Linked DNA regions of Homo sapiens: region 2 is linked to region 1. Evidence: chromatin loops called from intact Hi-C (ENCODE). Cell type or tissue: sigmoid colon. All regions are shown on one strand. Each heading gives the region's core, and the rest is flanking DNA. Links, peaks and the distances in the headings are about the cores only.

Region 1 (7,894 bases), core at 1-5,000:
TGATATCATTGCCCCCTGAAGAGTGTTGGAGAGCCCCGCCACAAGCCCGGGAGTTTCCTTCCTAGGGAGGTGGGGTTTGGACTTAGGATGGCCTCAGGGGTCCCACCGGCATTGGGATCCAGGGAGGTCAATTTTGAGGCTGGGTTCAGGGCCTTTTCCTGGAAGGAGCATGTCCCACCCGTCAGTCTTGAGTAGTGATGTCTGGAAACAAAACCGCATTTCCTGTGTTTATCAAAGCTGTTATGTAGGATGAGCAAAGACCTAGGTCACCCTGGTCTGGGCATATTCCAAGCAACCAGCCATCCCAGGAAGTAATTTGGGGGTGGTAATGGAGGATTCGACGTGAAGGTGCTGGGGTAGGGGCTAAATCAGAGGCACCCTTGGGACCATTTGTGTTTGACTATCTAAAATGATGGAAGGCAGGTAAAGAATGATGCTGCCCTCTACTCCTTTAGGGAAGTGAGGAAGGAGGCTCACCCTTGATAGGACTGAGTGCAAAAGTGGAGTTCAGCTCCTGCAGGGCCTGCACATTATATAATGAGAGTGAGACCAACCACTATCATCATCACTGTCACTGTCAACACCACCATCATCATCATCATCATTGCCACCATCAACATCATCATCACCATCACTACCAACATCATCATCATCACCATCACCATTATCACCACCACCACCATCATCACCATCACTACCACCATTATCACCACCACCATCACCATCACCACGATCATTATCATTGTTACCACCAGCACCACCATCACCATCATCACCATCACCACCACCATCACCATCATCATCATCACCACCACCACCACCATCACCATCACCACCATCACCATCATTACCATCACCACCACCATCACCATCATTACCATCACCATCACCACCATCACCATCACCACCACCATCACCATCATTACCATCACCATCATCATTATCACCACCACCACAACCATCATCATCATCACCATCACCACTATCACCATCATCGTCATCACCAGCACCAGCACCATCACCATCATCACCATCACCACCGCCAGCACCATCACCACCATCACTATCACCATTTTCACCACCACCACCATCATCACCATCACCACCACCACCATCATCACCATCACCACCACCACCACCATCATCACCATCACCAACATTATCACCACCACCATTACTGTCATCTTTGTGGGGCAAGCTGCCCAGCAGTGGGTAAAGAGTCTGTATCCCTTTAAGAATCTGCCTCTGCCCTCTCTGGGGCTGCCCCTCTAAGCCATCCTTGGCGGTCCAGTCTGGCCCTCCCACTGTAGCCATGCAGGCCACCAGAACGACGGTCCCAGTATTAACCCTGGGCCAGCCCTGTACCTTCAGGGTGCACACATGGGGGCCCTGAGCCCCATCCACATTGCCCTCTTGGTTTAACCAAAGCCCAAGAGAAGTCTTAAAACATGTCTTGACCATTTTCTGGGTCTGGGCAGGGTCCAAACTAAATCCCAAAGACCCACAGGGCGAAGGAGGAGAGGAGGTGGGGAGCTCACCCTTCCAGCCCTCCCAGCTGCTGCCTGGAGCCACTCTGTGGGAAAGGCAGCCCAATCCTCCATGGACTGATGCTGCTGGCCCCTGCGTCTGTGGGTTGAGGGTGACCGATCTCAGCCTAAGGCAGCAAATGACAAACGTGACTGCGTCAGCAGCACCAGAGGATGCTGGCAAACACAGATGCTGGGCCTTCCTCCACTTCACCCCCCACATCCCTCACCCCTGGGGTTTCATGATGTCTGGGGTGACAACTGAGGGTCTGAGTTCCCAGCAAGTTCCCAAGTGACGCCATTGCTGCAGGTCTGGACCCTGAGAGCCACCCTGCTAGTGACTTACCCAGCAGTCTTTCTTAATGGCATCTTGGCCCAGGGAGTCCTGCATATAGGTGTGTAGGTAACTCACTGGGGCCCCCAGTCACTGTAACAAACAAAGCCCTCCCTTATACATTTCTAAATGGGGAGCCACAGAAAGCTCTTTTGAGAATATAACCCAGGCTTCCAGCTTCCACCTGGGCTCAGCTCCTGGCTGACAGCCGGCCCTAACCCACCAGCATGTACTGAGCCATCTTGGAGGTGGGTCCTCCAGCCTCCATTAAAGCCGCCTCAGCTGACACCCAGTGGAGTAAAGACTAGTCTTCCTCGCTGAGCCCCAGCCTCAGCTTCTCATCTGTAAAATGGGCCCGCGAACACGATATCAAATGTGGGTAAAATGCCCTGCATGCACCACATTCTGGAGGTAAGCATGGACAGTGTTATGCGGACGGCAGCTGCCTGTTGGGCAGGCAGGCCCTCCCTCCCTCCTTTCCTTGAAACTTGCTGGCCCCTCACCGTGAGTTCTCAGCCCTGTTTCTGGCATCATAAAAGACAGTCTTTCCGTGAGCAAGCTTCTATCCATGGCAGCTGGTCAAGAAACTTCCTCTGCTCCCCACCCCCAGCCCTTCCTCACGGAGATCCAGCCAAAATGGCTGCTGAGCAGGGCATGGAACAGCATCATGGCTGCCAAGTTGGCCCTGAACCCCCATCACCAGGCCCTGCACACTGATGGCCTGGTGGAGAGGTTGGGCATGGGACCTCGTGGGGGACGTGGCAGCAGCCGGTGGGGGTGGGGAGGGCTAAGTGGGGAGGAGAGACGTGCATGAATAATCTGGTGACCTTTCGTCTTCTGTGTTTGGGCGAACCTAAGACTGTTTACAATAAACCTCAGGGAGATTTTTCATCCATCCAAATGGAACAAAGGTTATGTAAGCAGAAAGACCTCAGGCTCAGCAAACACCTGCTCCAAGGGGCCAAACGGAGGGAGTGCAGGAGAGATGGAGGCCCTTGGTTGACTCATGATCAAGTTCATCATAACAGCGGTTTTATGGAGCTGGAAGGCTGCTGGGAAAGACCGTGAGCACTTCCTGGGGCTTAATCGACCAGGCCACACGCAAGGGAGGGGCCCCAGGGCCCCTGCATCCGCACACATTAAAAGGAGCACACAGCCTGGGACCCCCAAGGGGCTGCCCAACCCTAGCTTTTATTTCAAAGTTACTCTGGGTGTCTTCTCTTTAAAAGCCTGCCTTTGCCGTGGCTGTGAAACTCATGAGCACCCAACGCTTCAAGCCAGGGGCCTGCATATATTTTGGATGATAGCAAGCAGGAAAGCAGGTCTAATCAGGAATAAAAATCTGAGAGCAATTCATCCCCTTGTTATTGTCTTTCTGCTTTATGCCATCCTTGATGACTTCTAGGGAGCAATTCTGCACCCAGCAATGTTTACTTAAAGAGGTTGATCTTCCATCTTTGGGTTTTGGTGTATTTGGCTTATAAGATAGACCATTTCTGAAAATGTGAGATAAACAGTCCATGTGTTCATACAGTCTGTGGAATTATTTATTGAAGACCTTGGCTGGTTAGCAACTGTACCCACTAATGATTTGGTAAGTGTGGCTTAAGCCTACTTGCCAGGGGTTGGGGGGGATTGATTCTTCTTCACCATTTCCCAAATAGGGACACAGGCTTGGTTGTTTGGGAATTATCTTGACATCTAGCTTACACAGTATGAGGCCAGAAAGAAGAGAGGTTATGGTTTGTCCAAATGTCTGCCTCTCATTTTCAGATTCTCTGTTAGTATTTGACAGATTATATTTTCCAAAATAGCTGCAACAAGATCTTCCATCCCAAGGTCTTCTTAAAATGCCTCATCTGGAGGAGGAGCTGTATGTTTCCTTCTGCTTGAATCTCAGCGGGCCTATGACTACAGGCAAAAGTGCAGCTATGTGACTTCCCAGAGCAGGTACCAAAAGGACACACAACTTCTGCCTGGTCCTGTTGGAAACACTCATTCTGAAAACCTATCCTTCTTGTGGTGAGGAAGCCCTAGAGGAGCCAAGGCTCCCAGCTGACATTCAGCACCAACTGGCCAGCCATGTGCTGTGCCATTTTGGAAGTGGACCCTCCAGCCCCAGGCATTCTACCTCTGCTCATGCCCATTTGAGTAGAGATGAACCTTCTTGCTGAGCCCTGCCCACAGTACAGATTTGTGAGCTAAATAAGCAATGGCTGTTTTACATCACTAAGTTTGGGGCTCACTAAGGTCACTAAGATTTGTTACATGATACAGGTATTTCAAATGAAAGCATAAAAATAACAGCCCTAACTATCATTCAGAGAGCACTCCCTACCTACCAGTCACAAAGACACAAGCTTTGCATGCATGACCTCATTCATGCTCACTGACACCCAAAGGGGCAGATGCTGCTCTTTTCTCCACTTTTATAGAAGGAGGAAGCTGAGATTCAGAGACATTAATCCACTTGCCCAAGAGCACATGGCTAGGAAGTGGAAGAGCTAGGTCTGTAGCACAGGCAGTCCAAGTCAGAAACCAGTGGGCTTCCTCTCTCTACTCAGCCATCAGTTGGTGACCTGAGGGCTAAAATCTCCCTTAGTCTTCAGTTCTGCTCTCTCCCTGCAATATGGCTTCCACGGACCTTTCAGAAGGTCCCCTAAGTTGTTCACCATTACTCACAATCCAGTCACAGGCCAGGAGACTGCCCCCGCCAGATCCCACTCAGGCCCCCCGCCAAACCCTTGCTTCTGGTGTGTTCCCAGCCCAGAATAGCCTCCCTTTGTAGGAAAACTGCCCGTCCAAAGAGGCCCACTTCACAGGCCAACTGGTCTTCGAAGCCTCTCCTGGTGTTGGAAATGGTTACATCCCACAGAGCTCCGAAACTGGGGAAGACCTGAGATAGCTACCTTTGGGGGAACACCCTGGACTATAACCTGCCCGAAGGTCCCCTTACTTTGCTTCATCTGACTTCCCATCCTCCTGACTTACGCCTCTAGCAGGAGCCCTGTGGTTGGAAAGCTCTTTGATGGTCCTTCTACTAGTCCCAAAGCCCGTGTACTGCTTGCCGGTGTTGGCCTGCATGTCTCAGCATTGGCAAAGCCACACCCATGTAATGTCACCTGCAACCTGCTGGCCATTCCCACATCCATTTTCCCTGTCTTTCATTGCAATAGGACCCCCTGCCCCCAACGCCGTAGATTTAGCTGGCACATGACCTCTGAGAATAAACACGACATTTTTTTTTGAGATGGAATCTCACTCTGTCACCCAGGCTGGAGTGCAGTGGCGCGATCTTAGCTCACTGCAAGCTCTGCCTCCCAGGTTCATGCCATTCTCCTGCCTCAGCTGCCCGAGTAGCTGGGACTACAGGTGCTCACCACACCCGGCTAATTTTTTTTTTTTTTTTTTTTTTTGGATTTTTAGTAGAGACAGTGTTTCACTGTGTTAGCCAGGATGGTCTCGATCTCCTGACCTTGTGATCCTCCTGCCTCGGCCTCCCAAAGTGCTGGGCTATTGATATTATTGATTTAATTCTCACATCGACTCTATGAGGATACTGTCGCTATTTTTCCTATTTTTCAGATGATGAAACTGAGGCTCAGAGAGGTTAGGACACTTGTCAAATGTCACATAGCCGGGAGGAGACAGAGCCTGACCCAAACTCAGACACGTTGGAATCCACAACTCATGCTCTGAGCCCTGTTTTATCGGCTGGCGGAGGAGCCCAGGGGTGAGGACGGAGGGATAGGCTCACACCATTGAGCTGCTGCTTCCCAGCACAGGGACCTGCACAGGAGACTGCTCTGGTATCATATTCAAGGCACTGCTGGACTCTGAGTGTGATGTGCCAGGAAATGCCTGCATGTGAAAGCGGCTGCCCACGTGCCCCCTTCACTTCTTTGCCCACTCTGCTTTCTACTGTACCCTGGCACCAACCCCAAGGCTTAGCACGCTGGCGCTGAGCCAGGTGTTCTTGTGCCCAGCACGGGGGCTCCGTCCCTTACAGCTGCCATTTTCACTTCATCCCGACAGCCGCTTCCTCTTCCCGGCTGATTGAGCCCAGCACTACACTGCCCACGGAGCTAAAGCATCTGAGCGATGTGAGTGTTTATCCTCTCGGTTATCCAAGGATGCATATTCTTCATGTTCATACATAGCTAGAAAAATCAGATAAGCAAGTTGAAAAAGAGATTTTGAGTAATCCCAGCATTCAGAGGTACATGTTATAAATATTCAAACGTCCTTCATTCGTGTCTTTGACGTGCCTTTTTGTTTTTCTGTTTTGAGACAGGATTTCACTCTGTTGCCCAGGCTGGAGTACAGTGGCTCACTGCAGCCTTGACCTCCTAGGCTCAAGTGATCCTCCTGCCTCAGCCTCTCAAGTAGCTGGGGCTACAGGTGTGTACCGCCACGCTCAGCTAAGTTTGTATTTTTTCATTTTATTTTTACAGATGGGGTTTTGTCCTGTTGCCCAGGCTGGTCTGTAACTCCTGGTCTCAAATGATCCTCCTGCCCTGGCCTCCCAAAGTGCTGGGATCGCAGGTGTGAGCCACTGCGCCCGGCCTTGCTGTGTCTTTAGAAACATGTTTTGCTGCATTTATTTAGCCTTTACTCTCCTTAAAGCTTTATGTTTATTATCTTATTCTCTCTTTGCACAGTTCTATCAGGTTTGCATTGCCACATCCCCATTTTATTGAACCGAGGTGAAGTAACTTGTTCAAAGTCACATAGTGAGTGATCGGGTTGTAGTTTATACTTAGCTAGCCTGATTGCAGAATCTGTATTCTTACCCCACACTCTTTCTCACACACACACATGCACGTGCATGCATGCACACTGAAAAAGTGGTGAAGCTAGGCTCAACTTCGATAATTTTTTGTGTAGCAATAGAGCAGAAGTGTATTTCCATTTCACAAAGCAGAAGACACTTGCATTTCCAGTCTCTGACTAGGAGCTAGGATTGTGTTTGCTCAGTCCCTTAGCTTTGGATATCCAGATAAACATCACTGCATAAAACGTCTTAGAGTTGAATCTCTTTGCGCACATCTTTAATTATTTCCTTTCTATAAATCCCTAGCAGTGAGGAAGCCAAGTCACTGTTTATTCATACTTGCAGTTTTGGTAGATATTGCTAAATCAACTTCCAAAAAAGCTGAACAAATTTCCACTTTCACAGGTTACATTTGAGCAGGATCGATGGGGTTTTGAAAAATCTTTCTTAACTAGGACTCTGGTATCTTACAGGCTTTTTTGGCCACTGAGACCCTGATGATGTTCCAAGTGGAATATTCCAATTCTCCAGGAAGCCAAGCCAGCAGGCTGGGATGCCTGGAAAGGAAGGAAGGAGAAGGGAGGGGAGGGCGACGAGGCAGTTAAATGCTGCACAGACTTCTTGAGAAAGATTCTTCCCTAGGATTCATTTGCTGTGTGTTTGGTCTTCCAAATTATTCCTGCATGAGTCTAGCATTTATAAGGAAGAGAGAGAATTTACCCTGTCAGTGTTTGGAATTAATTATATCTGAGAGCACCAGAAGATCTGTCTTAAGGCTTTAAAGATGATTTCATAGAGGAGTGTCTAAGGGACGGAACATGAACTCACGCAATGTTCCCACTTAGTCAGAGCAGGGCAGGCAGAGGGGATTCATCAAAATGCCTGCCTCCTTTGGCTAGGACCCCATCGCACACCTCCCTGAGTCATTCTTATGTCGCCCCAGAGGCTCACCGACGATGTGGGCGCAAAATAAAAAGGGTTTCCAAATTGCTCCTTGGAACAGGCAAGTGGAAGACAATGTGGTACACAGAAAGAACCCGGGCTTGGGAGGAAACGCAGAATCCCATCTGTGTCTTTCTGGCTCAGGGACTGTGGGTGAGGTCCCACATGTCAGTTACCTACTTTGCAGGGCTGTAAAGATGAGCAGGAGCTGGCTGCAAGATGCCTGGGATGCTCACCATTGGTGCTCATGCTAATTTTTATCCTAAAATCAAGAAAGGAACAAATAAGTTCCCTAACTGATCTTCATCAGCTACAGAT
Region 2 (6,621 bases), core at 1,588-6,587, 310 kb after region 1:
CAATGCAATCATTGGTTTGTTCAGCAGTGATTGTAACTGCAGTTGGGGAACGTTAGGAGAATTGAAAGAGCAAAATCGTGTGCCAGGGCCAAATGGAAGAAGAGCTTGCTAAGCCTTAGCTCCCCTTTTTCTCTTTGAACTCCTGTGCTATTTGTTATCCAAGGAACACCTAGGAACTCAAGAACACTAAGGAAAATTCTGGGCAAAACATATCCAGTCCTCAACTTTACTATGGGTATCAGGAAGGCAAGAACCAAGCTTTCCTCATCTCTGTAGAGCAGACCTGGTACATCAATTGGAACATGCTGAATGAACACAACAATGAATGAATGTGGAAACACCTGGAGGGTAGAGACTAGGCTGTCATCTCTCTGACCCCAAGGCCTTGCACACAGTAGGTGCTCCACTGGTTCTAGTTCATAACTTGACAATAACACCATGATCATTTCTCTTCAAGAGCTTTGAACTTTTCCCCTCTTAGTTGGATTTTTTTTCTAAAACCCTTTACTTTTTAAAGGATAGTGTGGTAATACAAGCCAACCCTGAACTATCTGTTTAATCTTCTTTCCCCTAAATATTAGCTCAGTGGGAAAAGGAGTCTAACCTCTCTGTATATTTTTCTCTGTGTATACTTTTGGCCAGAAGGCTGGAAAAACCAGGACTAAAGCACGGTGCTTAGAGATTCTGAGAAAAGATGGGGAGCAAAGGCCGGCCAGAGGCAGGAAGAGGGGTGTCAGGAGGGCAAGAACAGATGGGACCCATCTCCCCTGGAAGGGCTGTGTCTGAGGGTTTGCTCGTCTTATGTGTGAGCAATTCTCCATGACAAGCCACTTGCACCTCTGCGACCCGACCCGAGGGGAGGACAGTTTCCAGCTGTCGCCAGTGCTCAGACCCACCTGAGCCCGCTGGGAGTGCCCTTCACAGAGCTCAGAAAACGCACAGCGGGCACCTTTGTGGTGCGCCCCTGCTCACAGTGCCATGTGGGCGCCAAGTGAGGCTGGGTGGTAGTGATGGTTGTACAACCCGCTCAATTTACTAAAAGTCGATGAATGGCACATTTAGCCTGGCTGGGTTTTATAGCCTATAAATTATAGCTCAACAAAGCTGTTAAAAAATAAAACATGCTCTTTGGAAAAATTATATATACATATATACAAATATATATGTGTGTCTGGACACATACACGTACACACATATGCATGTCATATCTATATAGACAAATATATACATACATATATGGGTATGCAATTGAGGTTATAAAGAAGAAAGGCCCTTTCTAATGGAAGAGTCCCAGGTTGCCAGGCAGGGGACCTGATGAGTGGGCAGGGCCCTCTTCCCTCTCTGGACCACGTCTGTGAAGCTCTCCCTTTCTCTCTAGAATCATTTCTCAGCGCGGCAGCCAGGGTAACCTTTTGAAAACATCAGCCCTCTGGTCCAAAACCCTACAATGGCTTCCCTCTGTCTGCGTAGAAGCCGAAGCGCTTACGATGATCTTTACCAATCCTTACAAGGCTCTGGACTACAGCTTTCTGTGATGATGAAGTGTTCTAGACCTGGGCTAGCAGCCACCAGCCACTGGTGACTCTCGAGCACCTGCAATCCAGCTGGTTGATGGAGGAGCCGATTTTTAGCTTGACTTTCTTTTGATTAAACTGAAACGTAAGGAGCCGCAGGAGGCTCCTGGCTACCGAATCGCCCAGCGCAGCCCCAGACCACCTGCCCCTTCCCACCGCACTCCACCACTACTTCAACCTCCTCTCCCACTATCTACCCCTACTGCTGCTTTTTTCGGCCCCAGGCACAGTCCTGCCCCAGGGCCTTGGCATCAGCTGTCCCCTTGGCCTGAAGCACCCTTTCCTAGGCACACACCTGGCTTGCTCACTCCCATCCTTCAGGTCTTTGCCCAGCGTCACCTTCTCCCTGAGGCCTACTTTGGCCCCTGTCTGAAGCCACTCCCTTCCCCGTTCTGTGTCCTGTGTCCCAGCACAGCTCACCGGGTTCACTGGCCAGCTGTCCGGGAACCACTCTCTGTCTCCTGCCTCCAGAACCCAAGCTCCGTGAAGAAAATGGGCTGCTGCCTGCTTCGTGCAGTGGTGCTTCCTGAGCTCCTAGAACAGTGCTTGGACATGGCAGGGGCTCCACAAACATTTGTTGAATAAAAAATTTGAACAGACTTCTCGTATGGTTTTGCTGGTGGAGAAGGACTGTCTGATCATTGAACTTGCCACATCAAACATTCTTTTGCTCTTTCTGCCTCCCAGGATCCCAGATCCCCTAATTCTGTCAGGTCCAAGGACATGGGAATCTTGGGACTGAAATGGCAAGTGGCCCACCCCCAGGTGTCCCGGCTCCACTCACACTGTTGACCTGGCTCTAACAGGCTGTCGGGAGAAGGGGCTCTGTCTGGACAGGCAAGGTCCCCCTTGGGTGGCTGAGCCCTGCAGACCTCTTCCCCTTCCCCAGCCCCCCAGCATCTATGTTTCCTGAACACTGCTGCCCTTCTGCCTTGAGTGGAGAGGCTGGGATGGCGCATGTGCTGTGCGGGACCTTCCGACCCACTTCAGTCCTCACGGCTCCAGGTCTGCGAGAGAAGGCTGGCTCTTTAGTGGGGCCATAAGTTTGAATTCCCAGAAACACCCGCACACACCAGGGAAATGAGAACTCATTTCCCTCCTGGACCACCCCCAGTCGTGTGTTTCCTGGGCAGGGGATTGGTCTATTTTTCTCCTGGAAAATTCACCCTTAGAAACTCTCCGTGGACCTGAATGCCCCCGAACTGTAGCTGCACCCCTAGACTGTGTCCCCTCTAGAAATTCTGTTTTGCTTTTCTTCTGCTCCAGAGCACTTTGTTTCTGTGACAATACTCAGATTCCCTGAGATGTTGGGGAGGCTGTTTGTTTCCTGGTTGATAGATTCCCTTATCCCGAGCTCACTGTGGCTCGGACACCAATTTATAAATACAAGGCCGCTTTCCTCGCTCAAGAAGTGCGTTAGTCCTGCGGCCAAACGACATCTTTAAATGGTAGCGAGGCATTTAGATTTCTCTTCTGCCCAGCTGACAGTAGGTTTACAGTTTATAATCTGGCCTTTGTAAAAGCATTTGTCAGCCTGGATATTTCATTTTTAAGCCCGACCACCCATGCAGAGGGCCAGGCAGGAAGCGGCCCTTCGTCTGCACCCAGTCAGCTTAGAGGTTGGCCGCAGAATCCCAGGATCCAGTCACAAAGGGGGACTTTTTTGGCATTATCTACTTCGCATCTCTGCAGCGAAAGCAGCCCTTGTTTATACGAAGCTATTCCTGAATGCTAAATTTGGAAATTCCACGTATTCCTCTAATCCGCCAGGCCCGGAGCCGGACGGGGCCGCCTCTGAGAAGCCTCACCACTTTCCTGGCGTTCCTCAGGTCTCCAGTTGAACCTCCCAGCGTGACAGGGGAGGCTTTCAGGGCTGGGGACCCAGTAGTGAGGCCCCAGCCAGCACCCAACCCAGCCGCTTCTCCCGTCAGCCAAAGAGGCGCTCTGTAGCCAGGCCGGCGGTTTTATTTAAGTGTCTGTGTACAAATGTGTACAATATGGCTCCCTCTGGGCCAGCCCGGCCTGATCTCTGGCAGAATCTCAGGGCTCTGGTCCATAGGAGGGGGCCCAGCAGGAGGAGGTGGAGGCTGGGCAAGAAAGCATTAATTGATAAGGAATCTCCGGAGCCCAAGCTGGCACGATGGCAGGAATGCAGAATCATAAGTCACACTCAGGTTTTATCTACGCTGCTTGAAGATGTTTTCAAGGGAGGAAATCACACCGTTTCAGGCCACAGATAAAGGGGATAGTCAGAGATGGTTCATTTACAGAGCATCCCCCAGCCTCCTCCACCTGGGCAAAAACGCTGGAATTTGGCCCCCAGCCTTCCCGCTGCCGTTGCAACCTCTTATCACATACCGGCGGCCTCCCCGAGGCCCAGCCTCTCTCTTCCACACCTTCTGATGCTCTGCTCCCACCCTGCTCCCGCCTCCTCTCCACCGCCTTCCCGTCACGGCTCACGCCGAGGGTGGTCTGAACTCTCCCTGACATGGTCACCTTCAGGGAGGCAAGGACCAGCTGGCTGATGGAGACAGACACGAATGAGACCGAGGCACAGCTTCCCAAGGCACTTCCTGACTTTTTATCTTCACACTTTTTCTTGCCCTGGAGCTGGGGTTACCTTTCTGTCCCCTAAAACTGGGCACTTCCCAGGCTCCAGGACTACCCAAGACAGAAGGAGAAAACTGATTGTCAGTTAGGATCATGTGCCACATGCCAGAGGTACATGCTCGTTCACTTCTTCCTGTCCCAGGTGGGGTTTTTCCCAGGCAGAGCCTGAGACAAGGATTCTAGCACAAATAGATTATCTGGAAGGCAGTCCTGGAAAACGCAAGTCAGGAAGCTCGTGCAAGTGACACAGGGAAGGAAGAAGGCAATACAGGGGGTCGCAGTGAGCAAGTTACCCCTGGGGGGTCCCTAGAGCACTGTCTTGGGACGCCCCATGGAACAGCGTAGGGCATCCTCCTGGGATCGTTCACCTAAGGGGACAGGAGCTGGGGATGTGACCCACTCATTCCATTACCACTGGCTGAGGGACCCTCCCTGCAGCATTATTTCGCCGACACTGCCATCCTGCCATGGGCAGGGCTAGAGCTAGTTCCTGTAGCCAGATGGAGCTCAGGCAAAGGAACACAGGTGCAGGCAGTTGGAAGCCAGTTTGGCATTTGCTAAAAGTTAAAGATGAGGGATACGGGTCAGGCGCACACAGCCTGAGATCACTCAACTAGAAAGGAATGGAGACAGAACCCAAGCCTAGGTGGTCTTACATCCTTACCCATCACACCGCTGCCTTATCCATCAAGCGTGAAACCTGGCTTGTTTGGCAGAGTGCCCTCTCCCCAAACCAGGCTTTGGTTTCTGTTCATGCCTTATTAATTCAAATAAATGCCCCAGTTTCTTATAAGAGAAGCATATTTTATTTGGATAGATTTCTCATGCACCATGTTGCAAATACTCCAGCTTCAAAGGCTAATGCTACTCTTAAAGTCTTCCTAACCAAATTCTGTTAGGAACATCCATGCTATAACCAGATCCAACAGAAGTTTATGCCAAAACTTATCCTCTAATAAATTAAGACTAATTTATAGCAGAGCTGTGGAGATTGATTTTTACTCAATGACTACATGGACATTGGGTTGGGCTGAGCCTTTTGTCATGGAGATGTGTGTGGAGTAACTCCTGGTCTCCTAGAATACAGATGGCCGAATGCAGTTTTTTTCTCCAAGGAAAGACAACCTAACCTAGAATAGGGATAAAATCTAGTAATGCCACCAATAATGATATTAAAAATCTGGGGGTGAGGGTACTTCTATAGGGACGGATATGAAAATTGTTCAAACTCATTTATCCAAATGAATAGGATGGTGTTACTCTACTATTTGTTTTGTTTTATTTTCTTTTGTTTTGTTTGTTTGTTTGTTTGAGACAGAGTCTCGCCCTGTCACCGAGGCTGGAGTGTAGTGACGTGATCTCGGCTCACTGCAGGCTCCGCCTCCCGGGTTCACACCATTCTCCTGCCTCAGCCTCCCGAGTAGCTGGGACTAAAGGCACCCTCCACCACGCCCAGCTAATTTTTTTGTATTTTTAGTAGAGATGGGGTTTCACTGTGTTAGCCAGGATGGTCTCAATCTCTTGACCTCACGATCCGCCTCCCTCGGCCTCCCAAAGTGCTGGGATTACAGGCATGAGCCACCACGCCCAGCCTCTACTATTTGTTTTTAACAGTGTAAAATTACTTAAAATTTTTCAAAAGACATAAAATTCTTCTTAATCTGAGGATCAATTTAGCTCATAATGTTAATTATTATCCTCACACTGTTTGATGTTCTAAAAGCTCTGTAAGGATGGCTGCATTCCCAGGATCATTTGTTGACAATGCTCATATGAACCAAGATACTGATTCTGCTGAATGAATGTGACATAGACCTGTCATGTCGCCCAGATATTTTTGTATAGTTATTTCTCAATTTTTTTATTTAACAGCAATTCTTCATATGAAGTCTTATATGGAACATCCATATGTGAAGTAAATATACATGAAGTGGTTTTGATATAAATAGGGTAAGGAGTTCTGGTTGAAATCTATATTTTTGGCCAGGTATGGTGGCTCACGCCTGTAATCCCAGCACTTTGGGAGGCCGAGGCGGGCAGATCATGAGGTCAGGAGATCGAAATCATCCTAGCTAACACGGTGAAACCCTGTCTTCACTAAAAATACAAAAAATTAGCCGGGCTTGGTGGCAGGTGCCTGTAGTCCCACCTACTCAGGAGGCTGAGGCAGGAGAATGGTATGAACCTGGGAGGCGGAGCTTGCAGTGAGCCGAGATTGTGCCACTGCACTCCAGCCTGGGCGACAGAGCAAGACTCCGTCTCAAAAAAAAAAAAAAAACTATATTTTCACACACCCCCAAGGTATTTGCTCAGACACCTCCATGCAACCACAAGGACTGAATAAAAGAGAATAAAAATCAGAAATTAAGGCTAAGTTCTATACCTGACATATGGGAAAAGCAAGGCCAAGTGATGGTAAGTCATTTGAGTAACACTG

What was found. Hi-C counts contacts between places; a loop is a spot of excess contacts. Peaks named below come from ENCODE experiments on the same cell type or tissue, not always from the same donor. Only the 100,000 strongest peaks of a DNase experiment are listed, where the experiment ranks them.
Region 2: a loop joins it to region 1, with 4 times the contacts of the local background. A loop is called at or near these places in 1 of 110 quality-filtered maps.

The regions. Positions count from the first base shown.
Region 1 is chr16:86,457,354-86,465,247 of GRCh38, reverse strand. No RefSeq gene overlaps it. Among named protein-coding and RNA genes, the nearest start is that of FENDRR, 48 kb to the left of the region's middle. In sigmoid colon, for the core only: a CTCF peak has its summit at 2,811; DNase peaks (open chromatin) are centred at 2,517 and 2,807; H3K27ac peaks cover 2,956 bases.
Region 2 is chr16:86,148,243-86,154,863 of GRCh38, reverse strand. No RefSeq gene overlaps it. Among named protein-coding and RNA genes, the nearest start is that of LINC01082, 45 kb to the left of the region's middle. In sigmoid colon, for the core only: no CTCF peak of the experiment used is centred there; DNase peaks (open chromatin) are centred at 1,588, 3,123 and 3,503; H3K4me3 peaks cover 580 bases; H3K27ac peaks cover 2,558 bases.